Linked DNA regions of Homo sapiens: region 2 is linked to region 1. Evidence: read pairs that join two places in POLR2A ChIA-PET (ENCODE). Cell type or tissue: A673. All regions are shown on one strand. Links, peaks and the distances in the headings refer to the core of each region. The heading gives the core; the rest is flanking DNA. Region 1 overlaps GFOD1 (Gfo/Idh/MocA-like oxidoreductase domain containing 1). Region 2 overlaps PHACTR1 (phosphatase and actin regulator 1).

Evidence for each region. ChIA-PET counts read pairs that join two places held together with the same protein. Peaks named below come from ENCODE experiments on the same cell type or tissue, not always from the same donor. Only the 100,000 strongest peaks of a DNase experiment are listed, where the experiment ranks them.
Region 2: POLR2A ChIA-PET joins it to region 1 with 8 read pairs; 1 of 35 experiments calls an interaction of 5 or more read pairs at or near these places.

What each region holds. Positions count from the first base shown.
Region 1 is chr6:13,390,266-13,395,645 of GRCh38, forward strand. The region is part of intron 1 of GFOD1 (Gfo/Idh/MocA-like oxidoreductase domain containing 1); the gene reads right to left. Among named protein-coding and RNA genes, the nearest start is that of TBC1D7-LOC100130357, 64 kb to the left of the region's middle. In A673, for the core only: no CTCF peak of the experiment used is centred there; a DNase peak (open chromatin) is centred at 656; H3K27ac peaks cover 1,174 bases.
Region 2 is chr6:13,036,122-13,041,501 of GRCh38, forward strand. All of the region lies in intron 4 of PHACTR1 (phosphatase and actin regulator 1), which reads left to right. Among named protein-coding and RNA genes, the nearest start is that of TBC1D7, 290 kb to the right of the region's middle. In A673, for the core only: no CTCF peak of the experiment used is centred there; a DNase peak (open chromatin) is centred at 2,380; H3K27ac peaks cover 400 bases.

The DNA.
Region 1 (5,380 bases), core at 158-5,157:
GGCTTCCATTTTGTTGTTGTTGTTGTTGTTTATATAAAACAGGGGCTGGGCATGGTGGCTCAGGCCTGTAATCCCAGCACTTTGGGAGGCCGAGGCAGGAGGATCACTTAAACCCAGGAGTTCGAGACCTGCCTGGGCAACATAGTGAGACCCTGTCTCTAAAAAAAATACAAAAAATAGCCGGGTGCTGTGGCATGCACCTGCAGTCCTAGCAACTCTGGAAGTGGAGGTAGGAGGATTCCTTGAACCCAGGAGTTTGAGACCAACCTGGGCAACACAGCGAAACCTCATCTCTACCAAAAAATTAAAAAATTAGCCAGATGTGGTGGTGCATGCCTGTAGTCCCAGTGACTAGGGAGGCTGAGGCAGGAGGATTGCTTCAGCCTAGGAGTCTGAGGCTGTAGTGAGCCATGCTAGCACCACTATACTCCAGCCTGGTGACAGTGAGACCCTGTGAAAAAAAAAAAAAGAAAGAAAGACAGGAAGAGAGAGAGAAAGAGAGAGAGAGAGAGAGAAAGGAAGGAAGGAAGGAAGGAAGGAAGGAAGGAAGGAAGGAAGGAAGGATAATAACAGTATCTACCTCAAAAGGTTGTTATGAGGGCTGCATGAGGCAATGCATGCAAGCTACTTAGCACAGTGCCTGGCACAGGAAGTGCCGAATAAACACTAGCTCAGCGGTTTTTAACCAGCTGCTGAAACCCTTGAGCACAACCAGGAATATCTATTTCTTGGTGTCCCCTACTGGCCCAGCGCAAAGACCATCTCCAATAAACCTCTGTTGCTTGAAGTTAGCGTAACAGGGAAAGGAAGAAAGAAGCCCAGAGAAGGAAAGTTTCACAGGACACTTAATTAAGATTTTCAAGGATATGATTGGTTATTTCACAGTGGATGGTGAACATTCGATTTTTTTGTTTGAGTGAAGGTAGAAGGTGAGAAATGGACTTCAATTCCAGTAACCGTGGCTGGAATTATCTGACGGTGCTAGCTAGCTACCAAAACAGCTATACATTATTTAAGAAATTGGCCATTTGAAACCAGCCTGGCCAACATGGCAAAACCCCGTCTCTATTAAAAATATAAAAATTAGCTGGGCGCAGTGGTGGGCGCCTGTAATCCCAGCTACTCGGGAGGCTGAGGCAGGAGAATCGCTTGAACCTGGGAGGTGAAGGTTGCAGTGAGCTGAGATTGTGCCACTGCACTCTAGCCTGGGCGACAGAGCGAGACTCCATCTCAAAAACAAACAAACAAAAAAAAAAAAAAAAAAAGAAAGAGAAAAGAAATTGGCCAAGGAAAATAATGTACTATTTCGTAGAGTCCATATCAATTGAATAGGTAACAACTCCATTTTTTCTTTTCAAAAAGAGAAAAGAAAGCTTCAGTAGAGAATATTGGGAAAGGATGCCAGCAGGCGAGCCAGACCAAGGGCTGAGTCTGACCTCAAAGCTCTACCACGTATCTGGACAAGTAACTTAATCTCCCTAATCCTCAATTTCCTCATCTGTTAAATGGGGATATAAGGGTATCGACTTCATTGGAGTGGTGAGAACCATCTTGAGAGCTTAGCACAGGGTCTGGGACACAGTCCATGTTCAATCAATTCTACCGATGGTCATTTTGTTGTTGTTACCAATGGCTGTTGTGGGTTATTCTTTAAAACAGTTGATAAACAGTTACTTGTAGTAGACAGTTGGTGAACAGGCCTGCCCATGGCATAGCAGGGAACTACTCAAGGTTCTGAAATTTGTAGACCAGGGACTACTCTGGTAGACACGAGGAGACAGCCCACTCCCTGTTGCCACACTAAGAGCTGCTTCCTAGGCTGGGTGCAGTGGCTCATGCCTGTAATCCCAGCTCAGGAGGCTGAGGTGGACAGATCCCTTGGCCCAGCAGTTCGAGACCAGCCTGGGCGACACAACAAGATGCCACCTCTACTAAAAAAATATGAAAATTAGCCAGGTGTGATGGTGTGCACCTGTGGTCCCAGCTACTTGGGAGGCTGAGACGGGAGGATCACTTGAGCACGGGAGGCAGAGGTTGCACTGCATGCCAGTCTGGGTGACAAAGCCAGACCCTATCTCAAAAAAAAAAAAAAAAAAAAGAAAAGAGAAAAAAGAAAATCTGTTTCCTCTGGTCAGTGTGTTTTGAATAGGTAACGACTCCTCCACCAAAAAATAAAAAGTTGTTCTTAATTACTTTTTTTTTTAATTTAAAAACTCAAGCACTGGTTGGCAGTATTGAAAAGAGTTTTGGTATTTCAAATATTTCAGCAAGTTTTTGTATCACTACACTGGAGAAATGAGAGAGGAGGAGCCTGTCTTCAGCAGACCCTGTTGCTGTACCCTGATGGAGAGAGAGCCTGCAGGAGCTGGCCTGTAGCTGCTGCTGCAGATCCTCTCAGATAACTGACTCTTGTCATTTCATATTGTGAGAGAGGGGGTAAGCAGATGAGCCAGGTAGGTAGAAACAAAGAAGTCAGGAAGATTTCCAGAGAAGAAGAGAAATAAGAAGGGCTAGGTGCAATGACTCACACCTATAATCCCAGCATTTTGAGAGGCCAAGGCGGGAGGATCGCTTGAGGCCAGGAGTTTGAAGCCAGCCTGGGCAACATAGCAAGATGCTGTCCCTACAAAAAAAAAAAAATTAAAAATTAGCCAGGCATGGTGACATGTGCCTGTAACCCCAGCCACTTGGGGGGCTGAGGCAGGAGGATTGCTTGAGCCCAGGACTTCAAGGTTGCAGTGAGCTATGACTGTGCCATTGCATTCCACCCTGGGCAACAGAGTGAGACCTTATCGAAAGAAGAAAAAGGGCTGGGTGTGGTGGCTCATGTCTGTAATCCCAGCACTTTGGGAGGTCAAGGTGGGTGGATCACTTGAGGTCAGGATTTCAAGACCAGCCTGGGCAACATGCTGAAACTCCGTTTCTACTAAAAATACAAAAATTAGCTGGGCGTGCTAGTGCATGCCTGTAATCCCAGCTACTCAGGAGGCTGAGGGAGGAGAATCACTTGAACCCGAGAGGCAGAGGTTGCAGTGGGTGGAGATCATGCCACTGCACTCTAGCTTGAGGAACAGAGCGAGACCCCATCTCAAAAACAACCACCAAAAAAAAAAAAAAAAAAAAAAAAGGAAAGAAGTAAGAAGATGGGACAGAAGCCTTTATAGTCATGCCCCTTCCCCTGCTTGCCATCCTTGTAGAAAGGACCACCGGCCAGTCCAGAGAGACCCTGCAGACACAGCAACAGCGCAGCTCCTGTAGAGCTCTCCATCACGGTACCATAACAGGGGTTCCTGAAAACAGAGTCTCCTCCTCTCATTTCTCAAGTCTGGTGATAACAAAACTTGCTGAACTATTTCTTTTCAATAGTGCCAACCAGTGCTTGAGTTTTTAATTTTTAAAAAAATCATTGATTACAAACAACTGTTTTTTCAGAGAGGGAGTTGTTACCTATTCAGTTGATATGGACTCTACAAAATAGTACATTATTTTCCTTGGCCAATTTCTTTTTTCTTTTCTTTTTTTTTTTTTTTTTGAGACGGAGTTTCGCTCTGCCGCCCAGGCTGGAGTACAGTGGTGCGATCTCGGCTCACTGCAAGCTCCGCCTCCCGGGTTCGGCCACTCTCCTGCCTCAGCCTCCCGAGGAGGTGGGACTACAGGCGCCCACCACCACGCCCGGCTAATTTTTTGTATTTTTAGTAGAGACGGGTTTCACCATGTTAGTCAGGATGGTCTCGATCTCCTGACCTTGTGATCCACCCACCTCGGCCTCCCAAAGTGCTGGGATTACAGGCGTGAGCCACTGTGCCTGGCTCCTTGGCCAATGTCTTAAATAATGTACAGTTATTGTGCAAGCTAGCTAACTGATAAATAGACTCATTTAAAAAGATGTACCTTGTTGTTAGTCACACATTATCTTTTTCATAATTTTATATAAAATTTGTACTTCAGATGAAAAAATGAGAAAGTTCTTCATGTATTATATGACAAGTTAGACAAAAACAGGCAAGATGCAGAAGAATGTGCATGGTATACTATCATCTGTACAGAAAAAAGAATAAATATATATTTGCTTGAATTTATGTAGAATATCTCTCGGAAGGAACACTGATAACTTTGGTCGTCTCTGGGCAGGAGAACGGGTGTCTGGCGGGGGGAAGGATGGAAGGAGCTTTTCAGCATATCTGCTTTTGTACCCTTTGAATTTTTTTTTTTTTTTTTTTTTTTTTTGAGACGAGGTCTTGCTCTTTTGCCCAGGCTGGAGTGCAGTGAGGTGATCATAGCTCACTGCAGCCTCAAACTCCTGGGCCCAAGCAATCCTTCTGCCTCAGCCTCCCAAGTAACTGGGACTACAGGTGCATGCTACCATACTTGGCTAATTTTTTTTTTTGAGACAGTCTCGCTCTGTTGCTCAGGGTGGAGTGCAGTGGCATGATCTCAGCTCACTGCAACCTCCACCTCCTGGGTTCAAGTGATTCTCCTGTCTCAGCTTCCCAAGTAGCTGGGATTACAGGCACGTGCCACCATGCCCGGCTAATTTTTGTATTTTTAGTAGAGATGGCGTTTCACCATATTGGCCAGGCTGGTCTTGAACTCCTGACCTCAACTGATCCACCAGCCTGGGCCTCCCAAAGTGCTGGGATTACAGGCGTGAGCCACCATGCCCGGCCTTTCATACCTGGCTAATTTTTAAAAAATTTTGTAGAGATAGGGTCTCACTGTGTTTCCCTGGCTGGTCTTGAACTCTTGGCCTCAAGGAATCCCCCGACTTTAGCCTCTCAAAGTATTGGGATTACAGGTGTGAGCCACTGTGCCTGGCTAGGTTTCTTTCTTTTTTCTCGTAGAGACAGTGGCTTTGCTATGTTGCCCAGGCTTCTTTTAATTTTGAACAAGGTGACTACATTGCCAGTTCAAAAATACATAGATAAAATTAAAATTTGTATTTAAAAATGAAAAAATTGCCCTCACAATGTCCCTTAGATGGGAAATGGGGGCTAAGGTTTCAGGAGGGAGGGACAGGCTGGATTAAACAAGGAATGGCACATCCATCAGCATGACAGCCATGGCCTTGGCATGGCCATCTCCCAAGAGGCACTGGATCCATGATAAAGAGCCTATAAACCACCCGATAAAACTCATATATCATTCCCTTGCCTCTGATAAGGGGATCTTGTTTTTCCTTTCTTGCAATACAATAGAGATTCATGAATTAGCCAGAAATTCAGATACTGCTGTGTCATGGGCTGGTTGGCTTAGAGGTTGGACAGATGCCAGCCCCTTCCTAGCTGTGTGAGCTCAGATAAGGGAGTTAAGCTCTCGGGGCTCCAGCTTCCTCATCAGTAAAATGTAGACAGCAATATCCTGATGGATCAAATAAAGATAA
Region 2 (5,380 bases), core at 205-5,204, 350 kb before region 1:
CCACCCCCGCATTCCAAAAAAAAAAAGACTGAAGAAAAGAAAATTATAGAGAAGCTTAAAATTGTCTATAACTTTATCACCCAAATAGAACCACTGTCAGCTGAGTTTCTTCTTCCAAATCCTATCCCTATGCATAAATAGATATGAAGATAGGCAAGTAAGCCATTCTTGTAGAAAAATAGAATTATACATAATATTTGGCAAAACTAAGCAACAAACTATAGCAATTTTTCATGTCAATAATGAGAGCTGTTTATAATTTTTAATGGCTGCATAGACACGCATTAAATGGTTGTTCATTTAATCAATCTGTCATGGTTGAACATAGGGGTCATTATCTTTTTACAGTATTAAATACAAATAGAGCTTAAGTTGTGATGTCACTCTTCAATAATATGTCAAATATGACCAAAATTAGCAAATCCTCTTGTGGCATATGGGACAAACTCATGTGAAAAGCCAATGGTCACCTTGAAACAACAGCCTCAGTTCAAACTCGAGATAAACTTACAACCAAGACAAATTTCTAAGGAAACGTGGTAGCCTCTAATCTTACCCTGTCATGCGAGAAAATTCTCCACATGGTATTTCTTACCTGTGGTTTGGAGGTAGATGCTGTCTCTTATTCCACAGCCCTACCTCCAGCCATGGCTCTGCCTGTAAGTAAATAAAGGATAAATCTTAACTACAGTGGTTTGTCCTAACCATGAATATTCCAGGAGATGGGAAATATACATACTGAAACCAGAGCCTATCCTTTCTCTGAGAAACATTCATTCATTTATCCATTCAAAAAATAATCACTGGTTACTTCCTATGTGTCATAAACGGTCCTTGCCCTCCATAGCAAACATGGAGGGTAGGGTCATATCAATTAGGATGATTTTGGCTGCTGTCACAGAAGTTCTCCTGCATCTTGGCCCAAAAAGTAAGGTCATTTATTATCTTATATAGCAAATGTATCAATGAGGCAGGCTCCAGGCCTGATTACCCCATGATTCTCTGCTCTGCCCACCTTTGCTTCAGGACTCTATCCTCAGGCCAGTTGCAAGGTGGCTACAATAGTTCAGGCCTCACATCCTGACACCATAGTGATCAGAGGCAGAAGTAGGACTTAGAGATACAGAATAGGTATCTCTCTCTAAGTGTGAGAAAGCCATTCTTAGAAGCCTCACTACCTACAGGCACCCCCCCAAACTCCCCATTAACCTACCTGTTAACCAATCCCTAACCAGAGATCCACCCACTAGAGCTTGGGTGGGATCAACCTCTAGGAAGCTCATGGTCTGGTGAAGAAGCTAAGTGTTGGAGCACAGTCTGGGTTATATTAAAAAGGAAGATGGACAGATAAGGGTGCAGCATTGTCTTTTACAGAGGAAACTAGCATGCATCAGTGACTGGCTAATTAATTAGCCAGGCAGACCGAATGGCCTTGAGGCAGAAATGATGGGTTTCTTGTGTTTGAAGACTAGAGTGAGGAGTAGAATTGGAGCCAGTGAGTGATTGGAGATGGGACAGAACATGTCCTTCTAAGCTGATGGGCAGACTCCAGGGCGTTAAGAGCAAGGAGGACCCATTGGGGGATTCATAGAGGAACCATGGCATGCTTTGATTCATCTTTAGAAGAGATGTTCCTGGCTGCTGTGTGGAAGACTTGAGGGCAAGTAACAAAAGTCAGAACACAGAAACTGATGATATGGATAACTGGTCTACATGAAGAGAGAAGTGGGAAGAGTTGGCAAATAGTTAAGAGTTACCTTTGACCAGTTTTGATGATGAGTTAGAGCTGGTGGCCATAAGGGAAAAGGTGGTATCAAGGACAACTCGTTGGTTTCTCTCTGAGCAATTACATCACTGGCATTGCCATTACTGAAGAATGATCCAGTTAAGGGTAAGAATAACTCACTTTAGATAAAGTGAAGATGAGGTGCCTATGAAATGTTATTTGGAGATGCAGAGTCATGATGAGACTAGTAGTAATTCAGATATTTTTCCAAATATTATTTTGTATGAAATAATATAATTCTCACAATAACCCATGAAGCAGATGCTGTTATTATCCCCATATTTCAGATGTGGTAACTTAAGACCCAGAGAAGTTAAAAACTTGGCTGGTGTTACACAGCTAGTAAGAACTGTGTCAATGAGAAGAGCCTTCTGGGCTGGAAATATAAATTTAAAAATATTAAGATTATCAATGGTAGTTAGAGCCATAGGTACAAATGAAATGGTCTAGGGAGAACTGAACCATGGGAAATTCCATAATTTAACTCAAAGCCTGAGAGGTACAAAAGTACTCTAGAGGAAGAGGAAAGGGAGGAAGCCTCCCTGGGGATCAGCTACTTTTGCATGAGTGTTCAAGTGTTTAAAAAAAAAAAAAAAAAAAGGAAGGACTTGGCTCCTTTACAAACTAAAAAGCAGCTTATAAAAGGTTCTGAAATTCTGCCAGAGACAGAGTGTGAAATATGGACATGCATGTTAGCACTTGATGTTCTGCCACTTACAAACTATAGAGTTTGTATAAAGTCAGGCAAGTTACTTCTTTGCATTAGGATTAGGTTCAGCTGCATAAAACCAACTTAAAATAGTAATAACTAACATAAGATAGGGATGAATTTTTCTCTCATATAAAAGAAGCACAGAGGCGGTCAGTTTAAGGCTGCTATGTCTGATGGCTCCAGAAAGTTCTTAAAGACCAAGATGCCTCCTAGCTTACAACTCCATTATTACTATGAAGTGGCCCTTGTCCTCACAGTGCCTGCCATGTTCCAGTCATCACTTCTCTGATCTAGAAAACTGGATGAAGGGAAAAGCAAACCAAAGAAATGGCATATCTCTTATCTTTAAGCAGATTTCCAAGAAGTCACTTGGAACACTTTAGTTCATATCTCATTGGTAAAAGCTATAATAGGCCACACCTACCCTCAGAGGAGGCTGGGAAACATTCTTTTAGTAGGGCAAAAAATCAAGATGTATTCACTAAATAGAAGAATGGATTTGGCAGGCGGCCAGTTTTCTCTGCCATTGTCAATTTGCTCTTTTGTAAAATAAGATTTAAAATATTCACTTCACCTTTCTTATTGGTTTGTTGTAGGGATCAAATGATATAATAACTAGGCAAGTGTTTGATAAATGATAGAACACTATTCAGATAGTTGCTGTGAGGATGACCATTTACTCCTCTTGCACACAGTAATCACTTAAATATGTTTTCAGTGAGAAAACCTTCAAAAATATTTTCTATTTGTAGGGTCTAAAGCAGGAAATGTGGATTGATAAGAGAGAATTTTTTTCTGCAAATCTTGCATTTCAGTGACAAAGCCTTTCTTTGCCTTCAGAATCAATTTCAGGACAGCCAAGATTGATATTTGATTAGCTCTGCAGTAAAGTTCCCATCAATAATTGCCTACTCTCTGCTGAACTCAGGCACTCTCCTGAGTTTTTCTGGTAGATAAAGTAGAAGAATTATTTGTGGGGATTGCAGCTCATGTCATTAACCCACCTGGTCCTCACAATTCTGACTTGCAACATAACAAGGATGCCAGACCAAGGTCCCTTGTGGTGACTGTTTTTAAGAGAATGGCTCTTTAATTCAGAAACCAATTGAAATGATCATTAAGAAACAGAATGCAAAGATAGCAGGGCACTCTGGAAACTGTAGCTACTTATTGTGCGTAGAGATTCCCAGGCATGGATAAAAGTAAATGAAGTTTCTTTTCCTATTAAAATAAATCTGGGGTAGTCAGGAATTATCTGTGAATACTGATAATCTTTTTAACTTTTGAGCTTGACCCCAGAAACAGATGATGCTTTTGCATTAAATAATGACCTTTAAGATTATTTCACCACACAGGGCAGTTTCTATTATCTTTCATTATATACATGCTTTATATGTTAATTCCTCTAAAAATAAGATAATGTTTTCCTTTGCACAGTACTTTGCATCTTAGGATTTTAAAGAGCAGAAATTTCCTCTTCTCTTTCTTCAAAATCCCTACCCTCATAATTTGAGATGTATGTACACTAAATGCTTAACTATTTTTTGCCACATCAATACATCATAACCTCCTGCACTCATGGGCCTTAGTATTTCCCAAAAGGTCCTGAAGGGCAGGGCTGAGAGCAGGACCCTTGACATCAGCCTATTTCTCTATTTCTCTATTTCTTGTGCCTGCCCTTTTTTCTTTCCTTGACCTGTTGCCTTATAATTTAATGCTTAAATTTTGGAAAGGGAAAAAGGAACAAGCACAAATAGAGCTAATTTAGTTAAGATGAGTTTCATTATGTGTCCTAAAGGAAAACTAAAAAGATACTATATACATTAAAAAACCATATTGCAAGTAATGCAGGAAAACATATTTGACAGATGATAAGCCCAAATTGTAGCCAACAATTCAACTTGGGGAAAATTCCCACTGAGATCTGGTGTGGCTTGGTTAGTTTCATTGATGAGTCTTATTGGATAGTCATTAGCTGCTCTTTCACTTACCCTCCAGCTGAGACACAGGACCCTGCCCACCAGCCACCACCCTCGTGTGAGATTCAAGTAAAATCAAGAGTGTATACAGACTGAAACGGTTATAAGCAATCAACACTCTAAATTTGGAGTCAGGAAATCTTTAATGAGCACCCACAAAATGCCACTTATTATACTAGAGTTTCCATGTATTAATATAATGGTTGTATATGCAATCAGAGAGCTAGATATTGCTATTCCCATTTTTTGTAGTTAAGGAAATGTAGTTTTGAGAGGCCGATTAACTTGCCTGTGGTTACACAGCAAGTCATGATTAAATGCACTTAAACCTGATGTTCAAAGTCCCAATTCTAGGCTCTGAGGTCATTATATCCAGACATTTGGAAGAAAGAACTTAAGGAAAATAATAATTTAAAAATAAACACTAAATCAAATGTGAATTCAGAGCTTCCTATGTGGCAAAATTAACAGGTGACTTTCTCTGTTGAGACCTCTTTAAAAATTTAACATCTTTCATGCAGAAGAATAATAAAAAGTCCCCAAAGGAATTAACAGGACAAAAATAATACGACATTTACCTCTGAAAAAAGACTAATGGAAGTCAATTTCTGTGTTCTGAGACAAGGAAAATTAAGAATTCCTTGTGAAAGTCTTGACAAAGATATGAGCAGGGTTCCTTACTTTCTGAGTAATAATCAAAACAAGTCCAAGTTAGAGCCACTGGTGGTAATTAAAATACATACACACACACACACACACACACACACACACACACACACACAGAAGAGAAGAATGTTTTAGCAAGGATCAACACCCTTGCAAAAATACTCACTTCAGCAGTACTATTTGGATTTCACCTCGTCACTAAACAAATGATAAATGGCACTGAAAAACTCACCTGGG